2 separate regions of the Mus musculus genome follow, and region 2 is linked to region 1. The links are chromatin loops, found by intact Hi-C in ENCODE. Cell type or tissue: left cerebral cortex. All regions are shown on one strand. Links, peaks and the distances in the headings refer to the core of each region. The heading gives the core; the rest is flanking DNA. Region 1 overlaps Gm34689 (a long non-coding RNA gene). Region 2 overlaps Xrn2 (5'-3' exoribonuclease 2).

Region 1 (8,341 bases), core at 158-8,157:
TTGAAATTGGCTGCTTGAAATGAAGGAGACCGAGCGCCGTCCTCCTCCTTCTTCTTTTCCTATTCCCCTCCTGTTATTTAATGAAAACGCTAGAGGTCAACCCTTTGTCCTTAAATTAGTTCCCATAAAAATCTTTTTGTGTTTTGCAGCTTGTTATGATGTCTTGAGGCTGGAGGAAACGTTGCCATTAATTATGTCTTTGTTGAATATGGATATCTATTCAGAGTTAGTTGAACAGTTTCAAACAAAATTAGCATCCAGCGACACTCAGCCAGCTTTGGGCTGGTTATCAAGACTATTCCTCTTTTCTCCTCCTGTTCTTTTTCTCTTTAATTTTTTTTTAAAGCTGCGAGAATGCTGTTCAGCAAGTGTGTATTATCTAATATATTCAGCTTTCGGTTGCCACTTTTTCCAGATGAAGATGAGCTTAATTGAGGTTGTCCTTTTAAGTTTGTAGAGCCCTTCAGCATTCCACACAAAAGCGTGTAGAGGCTTTTCATTTGTCTTGAGTATGTTTCAGATGTACAAATATTATTTATTTTAAGCTCTGAATCAAAAGGTGTGCTATAACTCTGTTAAATAAAACATTACTCAGGACTGAAATATATATATTGAAAGTAAGCCCGTCCCCACTCATTATCAAAATATTTTATGTGACAGGAACCCAGTGAACAAATTTTAGGATTTATACTGGGGGAGCTGTTTGGCCACACATTCCCGGCAAGCAAGCAAGCACTTAGCAAAGGAATGTATTCTCGATTCCACTGAGGATAAATATTACAAATCCACTGTGCAGCTAAGCTCTGAAGTTAGTTCCCTGTTTGACTACCCTGGTGCATAGATAAGACCAGGGTAAAGCTTAACTCTGAAGAAGTGAAGTTCATGGGTGGAAGGACACTCAAGCGTATTATACATCCATGGGGGAATTGTTGAGAGAGAGAGATAGAGAGAGAGATTTGGCTGGCTACAGCCTCAGTCTATTCACACCTGTTTGTAGGATGAGGGTCAAAAAGGCAGATGAAGGAATTTAATTCCACGAGGATCTAAATCAAAATATTAGAAAGTATTCTTCATTCCATGCCATGTGGAAAAAAAAAAACCCTGAGAAATAGGATAAGATCTCTCTCTCTCTCTCTTTCAGTTTTAATAATACCAACAAAAAGTCCATAAGTATCGCACTAGCAAGAGTAAATTAATTGGCTTAGGAATGAAAATTTCAAACAGTCCGGTGGATGAAAATGATTCCCTATTATAGAGAAAACAAAGGGTATGGGACTCTGATGAGGGCCTTGTATATCTTTAAAATATTTTGTATGAATTTTCCTTCCTTTCATTTACTTCTGTCTCCTTCCCCGAGTATGGAACCAGTGCTGTTTGTTGTTAAGTATTCCCTGGGAAGAGGCGCTAACCTTGCACTGCTTTTAAGTATAATGTACATTTTTCATTTTAAATGGGGGCTCATAATGACATTGTGTAGAAGAGATTCCAGGCCTCCCTGGTTATCACCATGTCTCCTTGAGCTGCGCTTCTGGAAAAAAAAAATGCGAAGAAGGTAGCTCTCTGGAATGAATAAATTCTGTAGCCTGCCTGTAATTATTTATTAAAATAGATTAAAGAAATAGACTAAAAAGGAACCCGCCACCCGTGTTAGAGAGAACATAATAAGAGTACATAGAAAGGGAAAATTAACACCAGGGAGGAAAGAATGTAAGATATGCGTGTTCAATAATACAGCCATCTCTGCATTGTTGGCTCACGGGCAGACACACTCCTGGGTTTTTCATTTGGCAGGGTGGGCTGTGCTAATGAAAACGTGGGTTACTAATACGGATGTGTATGTCTCTAATTAACATTAGAATTGAGTGGTAAACATAACCAGGAGAGAATTCAACAGAGAAATGGGCTAAAAGAAACCGGAGTATCAGGGGGGAGGGGAAGGAGGCGGGTTCGAAAGAAGAACTCCACAGCCTTTCTTCAGATGGGTTTAATTTTGTCACTTGAGTCAAAATTGGAAACCCGTTTTCTAGTACAATTGCTTCTGTGTTTAGTGAGTGTTGCAGACTCTTTATTACAGGGGAATTTTATAAACTTGGCACCTCATCATCAAGCCATCTTGGGGGTCAACTTCCCACTTGTACTTTTAGCTCTAAAGCAAGTACTTTATAAAAGTGTCTTCTGATTTGTAAGATTTACCATAGATTCTGAGATGAGCTTCCAAACCTAATCCCTCACCGAAGTACCCATTTGTCTCTTCATGTTTAAACTGCTACGTTCTGTTAACTCTTATCAAATGCAATAGAATTCTTTAACAAGGCATCAAAGATAAATGTAGATTTGTGTTAATTCTGCGTTTTGTTTTGTGATTGCTGTGGTGCCAGTCTGTGATCCTTGGGGGTGAGTACAGCAGGAATAGGAGAGGTTTAGCTTTATGGTCGATGCTGATATTATTCGTGTATTCCTTTTAAAAATACCAAATGTATAACTGGAAGTGCTATTTGTGGGCAGTTACTTTAAAATATTTTAAACCATATTTAAATCATATTTAGCTAAAGAAAACAAAATAAAACCTCACCATCTTTTTTTTTTTCAAACAAGATATACTAGCATCTATTTTCACTGTTTTATATCAACTTCACCATGCTATTTGGATGGAATAATGTGCTATGATGCTTATTATGAAAAGAAACAAAACAGAATACAAATGTACACAGTAAGAGGAAATGCTTCTTCTAGGAAAATAGACATTTTTGTCTTTTATATTTTTGAAAACTATTTAGTCAAAACAATAACATGATTCATTGAAAAAGCTAATGTCTAAAAAAACAAATCAGCACTTAATTTCCTTTTGTATCCATAAGGCTAGTGTAACCTACATGATTTTTGGAGGCAAAGGAAAAAAGCCTCTGTATTCTTTAGTCACAGGAATACTCAAGAATTTCAGCAAAGCTCAAGTATGATCCTTGTGTTTAATCAATTTAAGGACAACTTTCTTTCTTGGTAAGATTTAATGCTTAGCCCAAAAATTGTATCAAAAGAAAATGTACATTTCCAGTGTAATAGGCCTTTCCTTGTTAATTTGTTAGGGGGAATGCATACAAATGTATCTAGAGAAATGCTTTGCATCTGCAACATAATCAGATGCAGGCGTGGCGGGCTTCTGAGCTCTGCACAGCGGACCGAGAGCCAGCGGCTTGCCCGTTTTGAGGCTCAGAAAAGCAGAGACCTCATGAAAATGCACAGCCTGAATTCTCATCACAGCGGGTTGCCTCGCCACAAAGTTATTGCCAGGGGACAGTGTTCATTAGCTTCACCAATTCTGTACTTCTGTTTATCTGTCTATTACCATCTTAGCAGAGTAAATCATTCCTGTTCTTCCCAGATCCAGTCCCTTCTCCTCCCTCCAAAACCCAACATTTGTTACCCATAAATGGGGAAATGCTCCAGGACAAGGGCAATAGCTTAAATTGAATTTTCCTAATGATTTAGTGAATCCTAGCACACATTTTTACTTTGTTGTTTAGACTCAAGAAGGCATAAAATCTCCACCATCTATTTATCATGTAGTTATTTTAATGTAAACATGTGTCCATTTAGATGAAGTGTTTTCATTATTAAGCTAATTCCAGCATGTCTCAGATAGACCATGAGAAGGGGGCAGAGCTCTGGCTGACAGTACCAAACCTGTCTTGGCTCAGCCTGCTGTCAGATACGTCTTCATTAGGTTTTGTCATTCACCGGTGGCAAATGCTGTATAAATGGAATGACGATCAGGCCCGCCTTGATAACTTGTCTTATCTCATTAGTTTTCACATCAAAGTTAATCAGCAATGTGAATTGTAATTGCTAGAGGAGACAATGCGTAGATCGCTGGTCGCCCCCCCCCCATGGCATCTTGAAACATCAGCAGGCTGGTTGGAGCAGATAGGCTCGGAAGGAAAATGATGTGGAAGGCATAATAAGCGAGCTGCTCAGAATTAATGAGCTAACCCAATAAGAAAAGAATGGCCAATCAATGTGAGTTGGGCAAATATAATTTAGAAATAATTGCTTGATTGGTTGCCTATAGTAGACTGATTTGACCACACACAAGGATTAAGAATTAAGATGTCAAGGCAAAAAAATAATTTGGCAACTGAGGGCATGTAATTTTTGTGTCCTTCTTTTTATGATTGAAAGAGATGTGTGTTTGATACGCTATTCGCCAGAATGAAAACATTAGACACCCTCTTGTTCTCTTTCTGTTTCCCGCACAATGAAGGCCCATTCAGAACACAATTGTGATACTCCTGAACGGGACATGAAGAAGGTGTGGAGGGAGGGAGGGAGAAAGGGAGGGAGGGAGGCTTCACTCAAAGGATGGATGGGTTGGCACACAAAGCATTTGCCTCTATTTTGAGCTATAACTTGACCAGGATGCTAAAGTGATAGATGCAATGATCTGCAAAATATATCAATTGTCTGTCTTAGGTAGGCCTAAAGAGTTCTGCTCACAACCTACATGTTCCTAATGCAATATTTTTCTGACAGCTATTCACCAATTAGCAAAGGGCCCTGGCTGTATTCTTCTGTCAAAACTCCGGGAAGGTTCAGCCAGAAGGTAAATTTGCTTTGATCTACATTACACCTAATTGAGTCACAAGCAATGTCTCTATCCCAACATCAAGAAATGTGAAAATGTTAGATTATTTCACTGGGGATTAAACCTAATTTTCGCGTGTTCTGCATTAACCTATTAGGCTGGCTAATCTGCATTGCTAATGTGGCTGAGGCAGCTGTCACAGCTAAAGAAAAACATGATCATGCAATCCTTGAATGAATGATTCCCGGCCTGATTAGTCTTAGTGAAGTTAGCTGAGCCCTGGTGATAAGGAAGGAAAATTCCCAGGTTGCCAATAGCTTTGAAAATTATCAGACTGTAGGCAAAAATACACCTCATGATTCACAGGCTTGGGTCCAAATGCCGAGTTGAGTGACATTATTTAAGACTGACGAAGGCTAACTCGAGTTGTCACTCGCATAAATGTTTGTGTTTATTTTTAAGAGACTGATGTAATGGACGCAGATTTAAATGCTAATAGAAGCCAGCCAGACACATAAAACCCCAGGCGTTGTTACACTGTTGGTCTTTTATTAACATAGATTAAATTGTAATATTTTCTAGATAAATTGGCAGAATCAGAAAGATGCATTGCCCCCCAGGACGCTGGAGAAGAACGACTTCTGCAAGACTTCTGGGCTTCTCATACATGTAGCGATTTGTTACACGCCTACCATCCTTTTTCCTTATCCCTTTTTAAAATGGAAATCAGGGGGGAAATATATTCAGAAGGACAAGCGTTGTTTTCCGCAGCTCTGTGGCCAGAACCATCTTCTCGGCTTGCCTGCTTAATTTCAAGGATTCAGCAGCCCTGTATTTTGTTTGCTGAGAGGCATGGTTTGCTTTCACCTCCCCATTTGATTTCAGCAGCAAAGGAGCCACCATGATGGGTCCCCTTCAGATGTAGAGAATGTTCAGGAGACTTTGGGTGGCTGCAAATAGAGCCGGGAGTCCATTTAATCCGATTAGCAGTTCTGCACAATGGGCCTGCCCAGCCCTTTGTGGACAGAGGCCTTTACTTTATTTGTTTCTATTAGCCCAAGAATCGCTTATCAGAAAAGTGGAATTTTGCCCCCATCAGATTGCTCAGACAATCACCAGAAAACCAACGAGGAAATAGTCTAATGTGTCAATATTTATTTTCTGGCCCTAATTGTCCCCAGAGAGGACTTGTTGAGTGGGCAAAGTTGGCAGTCTTGGTTTATCTGTAGTCTCGATTGTTTTCCCAGTGTGTTCGCCCCAGAGCAGCTACTGTCAGGGTGATAACATCCGGGACAGCAAGAGCACTGGCTTGCAAATAAAGGCATATTAAGAGTCTGAGAAGAAAGGGTGAGAGAAGCCAGGATAGCCCTTAAGGATAAGGAAAAAGGCAGTCCCCCGTCACCAGCAAGAAGGCATTTGGGACTGGGTTCCAAACCCTGGGGAAAGAGAGAGCATGCCTTTTGCTTCTTCGTTCCAATCTCAGGAAGCATGCCTCTGTGGGTAGAACTCCCTTCTGTGGTTTTGTTTCTGCTGGCCTCCTGTTAATTACAGATTTTAATGTCTAAACATTCTCTGGCACTGCCTCCATGACAGTGGTAACCACCAGTAATATAGCATTTTGGGTTTGTTTGTTTGTTTGTTTGTTTGTTTGTTTGAGACAGGGTCTCAGTAGGTACCTCTGAATCCCTGGAATTCACAGTGTAGCCCTGGCCTGGATCTCACTGAGATCCACTAGCCTCTGCTTCTTCAATGCTGGGATTAAAGGTGTGTGTGACACAATTGGAGCCTTTCTTCCCTACCTGATATTGTTCTGCAAACCTGCTGGTGGATTTTCCCCCCCTCCCCCAGGCCCTCACTGGATGCCTCCTATTCTTAAGCCCATTTTGCAGAGTCACCCAGGCCCAGAGAATAACCTCAAACCTCTGGTTTCTAAGTGCCATCTACTGAGTAGAGAGAGTCCCAGTCCAGACCTAGAGAGCCACTGGCTTCTCAAATGCTGTGTCTTGAGCACACCCCCTTGGTTTTTGGTATGCCTAAGAGTCCCATTCCCTAGGACCTTCTTCCTTTTTTCTATAACTGTCCCTCCTCCTCAAGCCCACTACAATGGCAGACATGGCGTGCAAGCCTGTAGCTCCATGGACCAAGTGTTTTCAATAACACTATGAGGCTCAGTCTTCACAGTATCTGTTCACAGAAGACGGGGCAGAAATTTCGATTATCCAAGCCTCCTTTAGGCCTCTCAGACCACAGTGACACTTGAGTCACTGACGATCACTTGTGAGCAGTCACGCCTCAGCAACTTATCTGAACTGGGAACAATGGCTGTGGACAGACCCCCTTGCCCCTGCTCAGCTGAAAGGCTGCATCCCCTCTGGTTCCCTGAGATGAGCCATGGCTCCTGAATCTTTCTGAGGAGACAGCAATTGTATCTAATCACTCGACACAGCACCTGCTGTATTGGCTGCATAGAGTCATCTCCGCCCGGAATTCTTCCTAACTCCAGCCTGTTGCACAAGTTAACGGGTTCTTTGCTTTTCCAGCTGGATCTGATAGCATTTCAGAGAGCCTTTGTATGGCTCGATATCACAGGATCACTGTACCTGTGTGGGGATGTTAACAAACCTATGTTATGAAACCCCGATACTATCTTTCAGTAAATTAAATCTGTCTTCCCTATGAATAGCAGAGTTAAGAAAGCTGAGACAAATTCCTTTTTAAAAAAAAATACTTCTTTGAATTCTGTATTACTCACGTATCGATTTTCTAGTAATTCTGCTGGGCTCATTCCTCCAATAATAATGTAATATCATGATGCCAAACATATTTTTGAATTATGATAATAGCTTCTTAGAGGGTCATTAACCTCGGCATTGATCACAGGTCTAGTTGTATGCCAACAGGATACTCAGTGATGTTTGACAGTGTAAATGTCACATTGCTGCTGTAACAGGCTACCCCAAACACAGTAACTTAATAATAGTGAAGATCTGTTTCCTGCCAGTTCTGCAGGTCAGGCGTTTTAAGTGGGTCCTAAAGGACTGAACACCAAGGGAGCTAGGCTGATTCTCCTAGAAGCTTCAGAAGGAATTTGTCCCTTGTCTCTTCTGGATGTTGGGTTCTATGGTTGCCCTTCCTTCAGCCTTGGCCCTGATACTCTCATTATTCCACTCTGGTATCTCCTTCAGGCCCATCCAGACACTGCATTATATTCTCTGCATTTTAAGACACTGAGCTTAATCACATCTAAATGGCCTTTCCAAGATGTAGTAGACAATGTTAGAGTGGGAAAAACCTCTACTGGTTAAGAGACTAGAATCTGTGACCTTGGTGGAGACATAACATTCTAGTTGGGCCAGGGCAATCATGAAGACAAGAGACCAACCCTAGGATGACAGGCTAAGGTTAAGGCTGACCTTACCTTAAACCATGCATTCTAGTTAGTTTTCTCTTCCTGTGATTAAACACCAAGACCGAAAGCAACCTAGGAAGGAGAGGGTTTATTTCATCTTGTCGTTTGCAATACATTATGGAGTCAGGGTAGAAGCTCAAGGCATTACATAGAGTCAAGAACTGCAATAGAGGTCATGGAAGAGTTCTGCTTAGCTTACTGCCTTACTCTCTATGGCTTCCTTAGCCTGCTTTCTTATAAAACCTGCCTAGGGGTAACACCACCCACAGTGGGCCAGAACTACCACATCGATCATTACGTTGTTTTTAAAAAAAAAATGTCCCATAGACTTGGACAGAGGAAGGAACAGTCTA
Region 2 (8,341 bases), core at 322-8,321, 350 kb after region 1:
CTTATAAACCAAACGTACCTGCTTGGAAAGAATGCTTTTTCTCACCCCAAATATTTTTTTTGCACTTGTTTTTAGGAAATATGTAATTAATCCTTTGAATTAAATGCTCTTGTTTATATAGTTTCCTGTGTTTCTTGGTTTTCTTGGACTTTATTTTATTGATGCATTGAGGTACTCTAAGAAAATGCAACACAGAGCTTAAAATTGTATTAGGTTTTTGTCAAGCTAAACAAATTTCTCTTTAGCAGGGTTGTGCAGTTTAATGAGGCATAACTAATGGTGTTCCACTTTTATCATGTCTGCCAGCAGCACAGCGTTAGTACAGACCAGCTATTGATTCTTACCACAGACCTCTTCAAGTCCTAATCAGCTTCTTTGGTACAACTTTTTCAGGGCTGACAGGCCTATTGTAGAGCAGTGTCACTGTAGGTCAGTAGTTATTAGTTGCCACTGAAAACAGTTTCTTTAACTACTTAAGACTGAACTGAATTAAATGCAGAAGGGACTCAGAAGAGGATTATGGGATCTGCAGTCTAATAAGTACCATGGACTAGGAAGAATGTGACATGATTTAATAACAAGGGATGTTTGACATGTGTTCTGTCATTCATAAGTTCTGTGTTCCTAAGTCAGATGAACCTGCCATGAGAAGTCAGATGGGCATGTTATGAATAACTATATTATCATCTGTAGAATCATTTACTTAAGAGTATAATGTATTGTTCCAAGCTGGTTTTGACAGCATCAATAAATGTAAAACCAAATGGAGTTTCATGAAAGTAAAGCTTCCTTTTTCACATTTCCAGTTACAATCTGTTTTTACTTTGCTGAGTTAGCCATTTTAATCTGTTCACATCTTCAGTGAATGGACTGCATTAACAAATGGTTCCAGAAATAGTGCTCTTCTTGCACAAATACTTAGCAGCTCTTGAGCTCTTCCAAAATTGCCTTCTGTTGTTTTCTTCAAGATTGCTACAAAAATTTGTGTAACTCAGCTGTTTATTGATAGTGTCAGTTACCTCATGCAAACCATATTTTAAATCAAATATGATTGGTAAGTATATGTTGTACATGCTCAAAGAATACTGCACATACTATTTAATTATCATCAAAATAGCCCAGGTTGACCTCGAACTTCTAGTCCTCCTGCCTTACTTAGTTTCTCAAGTCTGAGAGTAGGGATTATAGGTATACACCACCATGACTAGCTTAACACCGTTTTAAAACAAATAAAGGGATAAATTCTTCTAAATTGTTATATTTGTTTTTTTCATATCATTGTTCATTTCTTCAGTATGTTAATAAAAATTTCTAATGTGTTTCTTCACATTATCAGCACTGTGTTAACATCTTCTCATAGATGTGGTGTTAATTTTCATTTTTACAGAAACTGAGACACATTCAGTAGCTTATCCAAGGTCAGTCTTCCATGTTTCTCGTTACCAAGAAATGTTTTAGTAGAACAGAACTCATCAGACTATTTCCTCTGAACATAATATAAAGCCACAGCACATCAAAGGAAATGAAAGATTAGCCTCCACTTCTGGGGCTCTATCTGTAGTTGCAGCAGCTTTCCTTCTGGTCTGTACACATGGAAGGTTGGTCTAGGACTACCATCTGTATCCTCTTCCTTGCTCTGCTGTTTTATCATTTTCTTGTTCTTATCCTATCCTCACCAAGAACTGTTATTACCCTGACTTTGTGAACCCAGAAGTAAGAGACATTTTGTTTGGGTTTTTGTGGGCTGGGTGGGTAGTTTTAGATACTTTAACATCACCCCTGAAAGAAAAAGTTAAAGATAAGCATTTATAGAATCATTAATTCATTGTTATTTAGGGAATGGAACTCTTTATTTTTGGAGGTAGGATCTCACTATATGGCCACATTGGTCTGTAACTTGCACTCTTTCTGCCTCAGCCTCCCAAGTACTAGTGAAGGAAACCGTTTTATTCTCCTAAGCTTCTTTAGCTAATAAGTGGTCACAGCTTATTGCTCATTTCTATACCCTTGTCATTCTCAATAGTCAGACCTTACAAGACAGAGTAGGAACCATTTTTACTTTACCAAAAGATTATAGATAATAGATGGTGGTAGTCTTATGAGAGTCAGGTTTTTCTAATCCTTAGTTTAGAGCATTTCCAGTGTACTATTTTGGGGCGTTGTTAAGAATCCTATTAAAACATGACTTTTGAGTATATCTTGTTCCTAAACTATAATATATTGTCTTGAATTATTTCTTCCCTTGGGACAGTACTTAAATCTCTATATATATCCCTTTGACCTAAAAATACAGCTGGTTGAGGGCTCAGTGGATAAAAGCAACAGCCACCAAGCCTGACAACCTACCTGATTTGTGTCCCCAGGACTCAGTGGTGGAAGAACACTAATTCCTGTAAGTTATCTTCTAAGCTCACACATATATATACACAGGCAAATGTGAACACACAAAAATAAATACATGTGATTTCCTTAAGAAAAAAAAATCAGTAAGAGATAGGTATGGTGGCATTTATCTGTTATCTGGGCACTGAGAAGGTTGAGACAGAAGGATTTGTTTCAAAAACAAGCCATTGTTCCTCTTTCCCAAACAGAATAACTTGTAGTTAATGGTGCTGACTCTGTGCAGTACTAGCCAGCATTTAAGTTTCTTTTCAGCCTGTACAACACAGCTGTTCAGTTTAATTTTTTTACTTGTGGTTACTCAACTAAATTATGGGGAAAAAAAATCTTTAAACAATATGATTAACCACCGTACAAATTTAAACTATCCAAATTGGTGGGCCTTAGTTACCAACTACTCTCTAGAGCAATAATTTGGAAGCTTTAAGAATATTGTTGTCGGCCGGGCGCGGTGGCACACGCCTTTAATCCAGCACTTGGGAGGCAGAGGCAGGCGGATTTCTGAGTGCGAGGCCAGCCTGGTCTACAGAGTGAGTTCCAGGACAGCCAGGGCTACACAGAGAAACCCTGTCTCAAAAAACCAAAAAAAAAAAAAAGAAAGATTATTGTTGTCAATACAGAAGTGGATGCTCATAGTCATCTATAGGATGGAACACAGGGCCCCCAATGGAGAAGCTAGAGAAAGTACCCAAGGAGCTGAAGGGGTCTGCATCCTATAGGTGGAACAACAATATGAACTAACCAGTACCCCCAGAGCTCGTGTCTCTAGCTGCATATGTATCAGAAGATGGCCTTGTCGGCCATCATTGAGAAGAGAGGCCCCTAGGTCTTGAAAACTTTATATTTTCCAGTACAGGGAATGCCAGGGCCAAGAAGTGGGAGTGGGTGGGTAGGGGAGCAGGGCGGGGGGAGGGTATACGGACTTTTGGGATAGCATTTGAAATGTAAATGAAGAAAATATCTAAGAAAAAAATTTTAAAAAAGAATATTGTCACTGTAGTAGCAAGTAGTGCCTTGCCTTATAAGTTACCTCAGTTTATAACCACTAACTCTTGCATTTATGTATGTATGTATGTATTTTGCCTTTTTGTGTTTGTTTTTGTTTTGTTTTGATTTTTAAGACAGTTTCTTAGTGTAGTCCTGGCTAGCCTGGAACTCACTCTGTACAACAGGCTGGCCTTGAACTTACAGAGACCTGCCTGGATCTCCCTCCCAAGTGCTGAGATTAAAGGGCTGCACACCACCTTGCTTTTTGCTTTTTTTTTTTTTTTTTTGAGACAGTTCCCACTATGTAGTCTAGCCTAGAATTCGCTAAGTAGACCTGATTGGCCTTAAATTCACAGAGATCCAATTGCCTCTGCCTCCAGAGTGCTAGGATCAAAGGTGTGCACCACCACATGTAGTCCTACTTACTAGAAGTTAGGGAAGGCTAACCTTAGGGTTTCCACCTCACATTTTCGAAACATTGTTTCAAAGTTTCAGTTTGCTTATATTTGTAAATTAATATAATTAACATAAAAATGATTGTTGATGGTAAATAAATACAGGTGTTCTTGCCAGCAAAGAGAAAATGGTAGTATATACCACTGTTACATTGTTCTTTCTCTTGACATTTTATTACTAATGATTTTCATCATAGAAATTATCTTTGATCAAAAACATTAGTGATCATTTTGAACAAAAAGAAAATTTGTATGTTTTATACTATGCGTTTACCTTCTAACTTATTTTTAGCATATAAAAATGCTTTTAAATTATATTTATAGTTTATATTATGCCAAAGTAGTTCCATGAAATTTACTAAGACTAAAAAGAAAAATGAGTGACAGTCCAGGGTCTGAGCTGCAGTTTTGGTTTGTAGGCTTTGCACACGTGTCCCACATCGGTGACCCCTGATGGCAGTCCATCACCACAGGTCCCTCACCTCTGCAGAGGTCAGAAGCACCGTCCTTACGTGTGCATAGAGCTGTTCTTCTCAGTCACACAGGGCATTCGTGCTAGAATTCACTTGTACTGATAATAACCTCAAGATAATTATGAGTCGTAACCATAGACAACCTCACCCTGACTTTGAATCGACTCTGAATCACATGCAATGTGTTGTATTTGAGCTCTGGTTTCCCTCCTTTCCATAAAGAGTTGCTTTGCTCTTCCTTGAGTCTTCAGACAGCTGTTGTCTTTGAACTGTTACACAAGAATAATTATTTTGCTTTTTTGTTGTTTTGATTTAAGAAGGCTTGTTGTAACTGAAGGGAAAGTAGAATAGCTTCAGATTTGAATAGCTAACTGTAAGAAGAATTAGTCTACTACCCAATGAGCCCAACTTCAGGCTTTTATCCCTAACATTTTCTCTCCCACAAAGAAGTGAAATTCATATGCTGATAGCATTATAGTGAAAGCTGGCTAGTCAGAACCTTGGTGAATATAAGAAATTTTACTGAGTTCTTCCTGGCATCATCTTTGGCCCCAAAATTTCTAATGTTAAAGTATACAGGAACATTTTTTTGTTTATTTATTTTTTGTGACTGTAAGTAGAAGTTAAAAACTTCTTACTGGGAAAGTTCCATTTTAAATGGTGATTATTGTCTTTAGAAATATCTTTGTTACATTGTTTATGTGACAGGTTTTAATTAAGTTATGATTTAATGCCTTCTACCTGTTGTTGTGTATCTAAAAGTTAAAATAGGCACTTGAAGACAATTAAAACATGTCTTTCAACTAGTAATCTGGGACAGCAAACTGGGTTATAATAGCTGTTGAATCTGTGTTCCCATGTAAACTGTACACCAAATGCCAGTCAGCCCATGCCAATTAGTGCTCATGTTGCTAGGTCACCATGGTCAATTGAAAACTGCATCAATAGAACTTGAAAAGGTTTCTTCACGATCAGACCTTCTGACATATTGAGCAGAATAATGGATGGGAAAAAACTGCCAAGTTCCCTACCCTGGATTCAAAATACTGAGCAGTAAGAATTCACTTGCAACCTGCAATTAACTAGAAAGAATAGAATCTAAGAACGAGTCCAGACATTTTTAAAAATAAAGCCTCTTTCTCCTACTTGTACATGTTTACTCTTTTGGACAGCATCATAAATGTAATCAGCTTGCTGATTGTGGATCCAGATAAAAGAAACTTCACATTTAAAACCATATAAAATGTTTTATAAAAGTTTATCAGCTGGCTTTATGCATCCCCCTTTTAAAAATTATTTATTGCGTTACGTGCATACTGATGAGGTGGTAGTGGGATATTACCTCATGTGGAGATTCCAGCTTGGGTTCTGGGAATTGAACTTGGGTCATCAGACTTGTAAGGCAGGTACTTGGACCCTCTGAGCCATCAGCTGTAAACATCCCTTTTAATAAATTGTGGTGTTTTATGAAGTGCAGTACACGTCACTGGTTACCAGAGACACAAAGGCCATCATACTACATAGTCTGTATATCACATCGAGGTGAATTGAGTTGTCTTAAACGTTGGAGGAGATAACCCGTCCATTTTAGGCTTGTGTCGTAAAATAAAGCAGGCTTCACTTCCGATACAAATGTCTTTTTACAGAAGTGTTGGAGCTGAACCTCTACTGCCATGGAACCGGATGATCCAAAACCAAAATGCAGCCTTTCAGCCAAATCAGTACCAGATGCTAGGAGGACCTGGAGGCTATCCACCCAGACGTGACGATCACCGAGGAGGGAGACAGGTAATAAGTACAATGTGGGCTGTAGAGGGAAAGCAGCATACTGCGCACTGTTAACGTTTGTCTCTTAGGAATTCATATTTTGTTACCAGTATTTCTGGAGAAATTGTTAATAGAACAGCTTAGGTGAACTCTTGTCATCATTAAATACACATTTATGTCAAGTATCTCACCTAAATAGTTTATATATGGGCAGTCTTCAAGACTTCCATCCTCGGAGCCCCCTTTATCATAGCTCAGTGGTGATTAACAGGAGTCACAGTCACCAAAACACTTCTTTTTAGCTTAGAGGATATTGTATTATTAAACTAGGTCTGTCATTAACAAATGAAGACTTTCTGGAAGCTGAAAGTAAATTAAATAAGTAAAATAAAATAAAACTAACACAAAAGTACTTGTTTACTGGTTGTCTTTATTCATCCTAGAATTTTCTTAACTGATTGTTGTTGAGTCCCTCCTTGTGGAAGCAAATTTCTCTTTAAAGATTTTTCCACACATTTTTCTGCTAAATGGAAAGTGCCATGTGATGCAGAAGAGCATTATAATTCAATGTATAGATACATTGAGGTGATGTAGCTTTGTCTTCTCAATTCCATTCAGTCTTAGCAAGTTAAAGCTGAGGTCTGTTTAATATAATTCCCCTAGCAATCTGTGAGCCTGAGCAGGATTCGTACTTTAATCCAACACTGCAACTCTGCTGTCTAGTCTTCCTGGAGTCAGGCGCCTGCAGTACATGCGGAGTTTTAAATTGCTTACTTGGTGTTGCCTGCAGGCCTTTGCAGTACTTTGTATATTAGTTTTCTACTTTCTTTTTCTTGCTTTGTGCCCCCACCTCTTTAATCCAAGATCTCTGACGTGGAAGGAAAACCATTTTGATACCTTAAAAGTGTATTTTTGTAAGCCTGTTTCAACTATACAAGAAAATGGTCACCTTAATTACTTACAGTTAATGCCCTTTGAGAAAATGTTGTTATGATTCATTAAAATCATTCCACAGAATTTACATTTTTTTCTACCCAACACCTTTGAAAAGTCATATTAGGAAATTACTGCTGTCTGTGCTACTGGAGTTTAGGTGGCACTAGGCAGTTAAAATAACAGCATTTTAAGATGAAGACATGAGAAACCATGGAAGATTCTGTGTGCAGTTACTTCATTTTACAGTCAGGAACTGAAAGCCTGTGATCTCATAGTTTGGAGGCAGAGCTGGGGACACTGAACCCCAGTTCAAGATATGTAAACAAGTTGGAAGATTCTTTTTTGGAAATATACTCATTCGTTTTAGTCATGTTTCCATGTAGTGTTTGTTAAATTGCAACTATTGAAGTTAGAGTTTATTGTTAAAGGGAATGATGCTTTCATTTTATTTGTAGTGACCTTAATATATCTCAACAAGTCCTTAGCACACATTGCAGCCTCCAGGATCTGTCATGCCATAGAGTGTAAGCTGTTTAAGTGGTAAAATAGAACCTTGTGTCCTAAATAGGAATCCCCTCTTCCCTTTAGACCCAAACCCGGTACCACACTCATCCAGCAAATGCTCTTACTATTGAGCTATATTCCCAAACCTTTAGAAAAAGAATTATGAATTGTTTTTGTATGGAAATGTTTTGTAAGCATTTTAATAACGTTTTGTTAATGTTCTGTTTTTCATTGAGCCATATATATATATATATATATATATATATATATATATATATATATGTATATTCTTAAAAATAACTGGCCATTAGGCCTCAGTAAGTCCCTTCCTTTGGTTAAATGAAGAGACTTTTCTACCAAGGACTCAGAATGGTGGGAAATTTTTAAAGCACCGTCTTTACAGCATGCACAATATCTGCAGGCCGAGACCAGACAGAATCCAGCATAGAGAGGGAGGTGGACACAAAGTCCTTCCCTTAGTTAAGGAGCTATTGGCAACTGGTAATCACTGGGAAATGTTTGAATGGTTTTTGTTTATTTAAGGGTTTAGCTCCCGGTAGGGTGTAGATCCTGGTAGGTTGACTACCAGTAAAGGTCACACAGGCAAAAGTATATGGGCAGCACAAATGGTACTTTGATGGGGTAAAAAAAAAGAGACAAGTTGGGTGGTTTGAGAAGAGTAGGGGAAGGGAATGAATATAATCACAATACATGGAAATTCTCCAAGAACTGATACAAATATAAAAATAAACCCCACTCTACACACTTACAAGAAGCATTTCACTGTTCATTTGTCTGCATTTTAGGGAGTTTCCTAGA

Evidence for each region. Peaks named below come from ENCODE experiments on the same cell type or tissue, not always from the same donor. Only the 100,000 strongest peaks of a DNase experiment are listed, where the experiment ranks them.
Region 2: it touches region 1 in a loop (4-fold over the local background); 2 of 42 quality-filtered maps call a loop at or near these places.

What each region holds. Positions count from the first base shown.
Region 1 is chr2:146,719,570-146,727,910 of GRCm38, forward strand. The region is part of intron 1 of Gm34689 (a long non-coding RNA gene); the gene reads left to right. Among named protein-coding and RNA genes, the nearest start is that of Gm34689, 14 kb to the left of the region's middle. In left cerebral cortex, for the core only: no CTCF peak of the experiment used is centred there; a DNase peak (open chromatin) is centred at 3,175.
Region 2 is chr2:147,068,924-147,077,264 of GRCm38, forward strand. It overlaps Xrn2 (5'-3' exoribonuclease 2), which reads left to right. Exons shown (of 30, transcript NM_011917.3): 29 at 5,962-6,103. Among named protein-coding and RNA genes, the nearest start is that of Nkx2-4, 12 kb to the right of the region's middle. In left cerebral cortex, for the core only: no CTCF peak of the experiment used is centred there; a DNase peak (open chromatin) is centred at 5,265.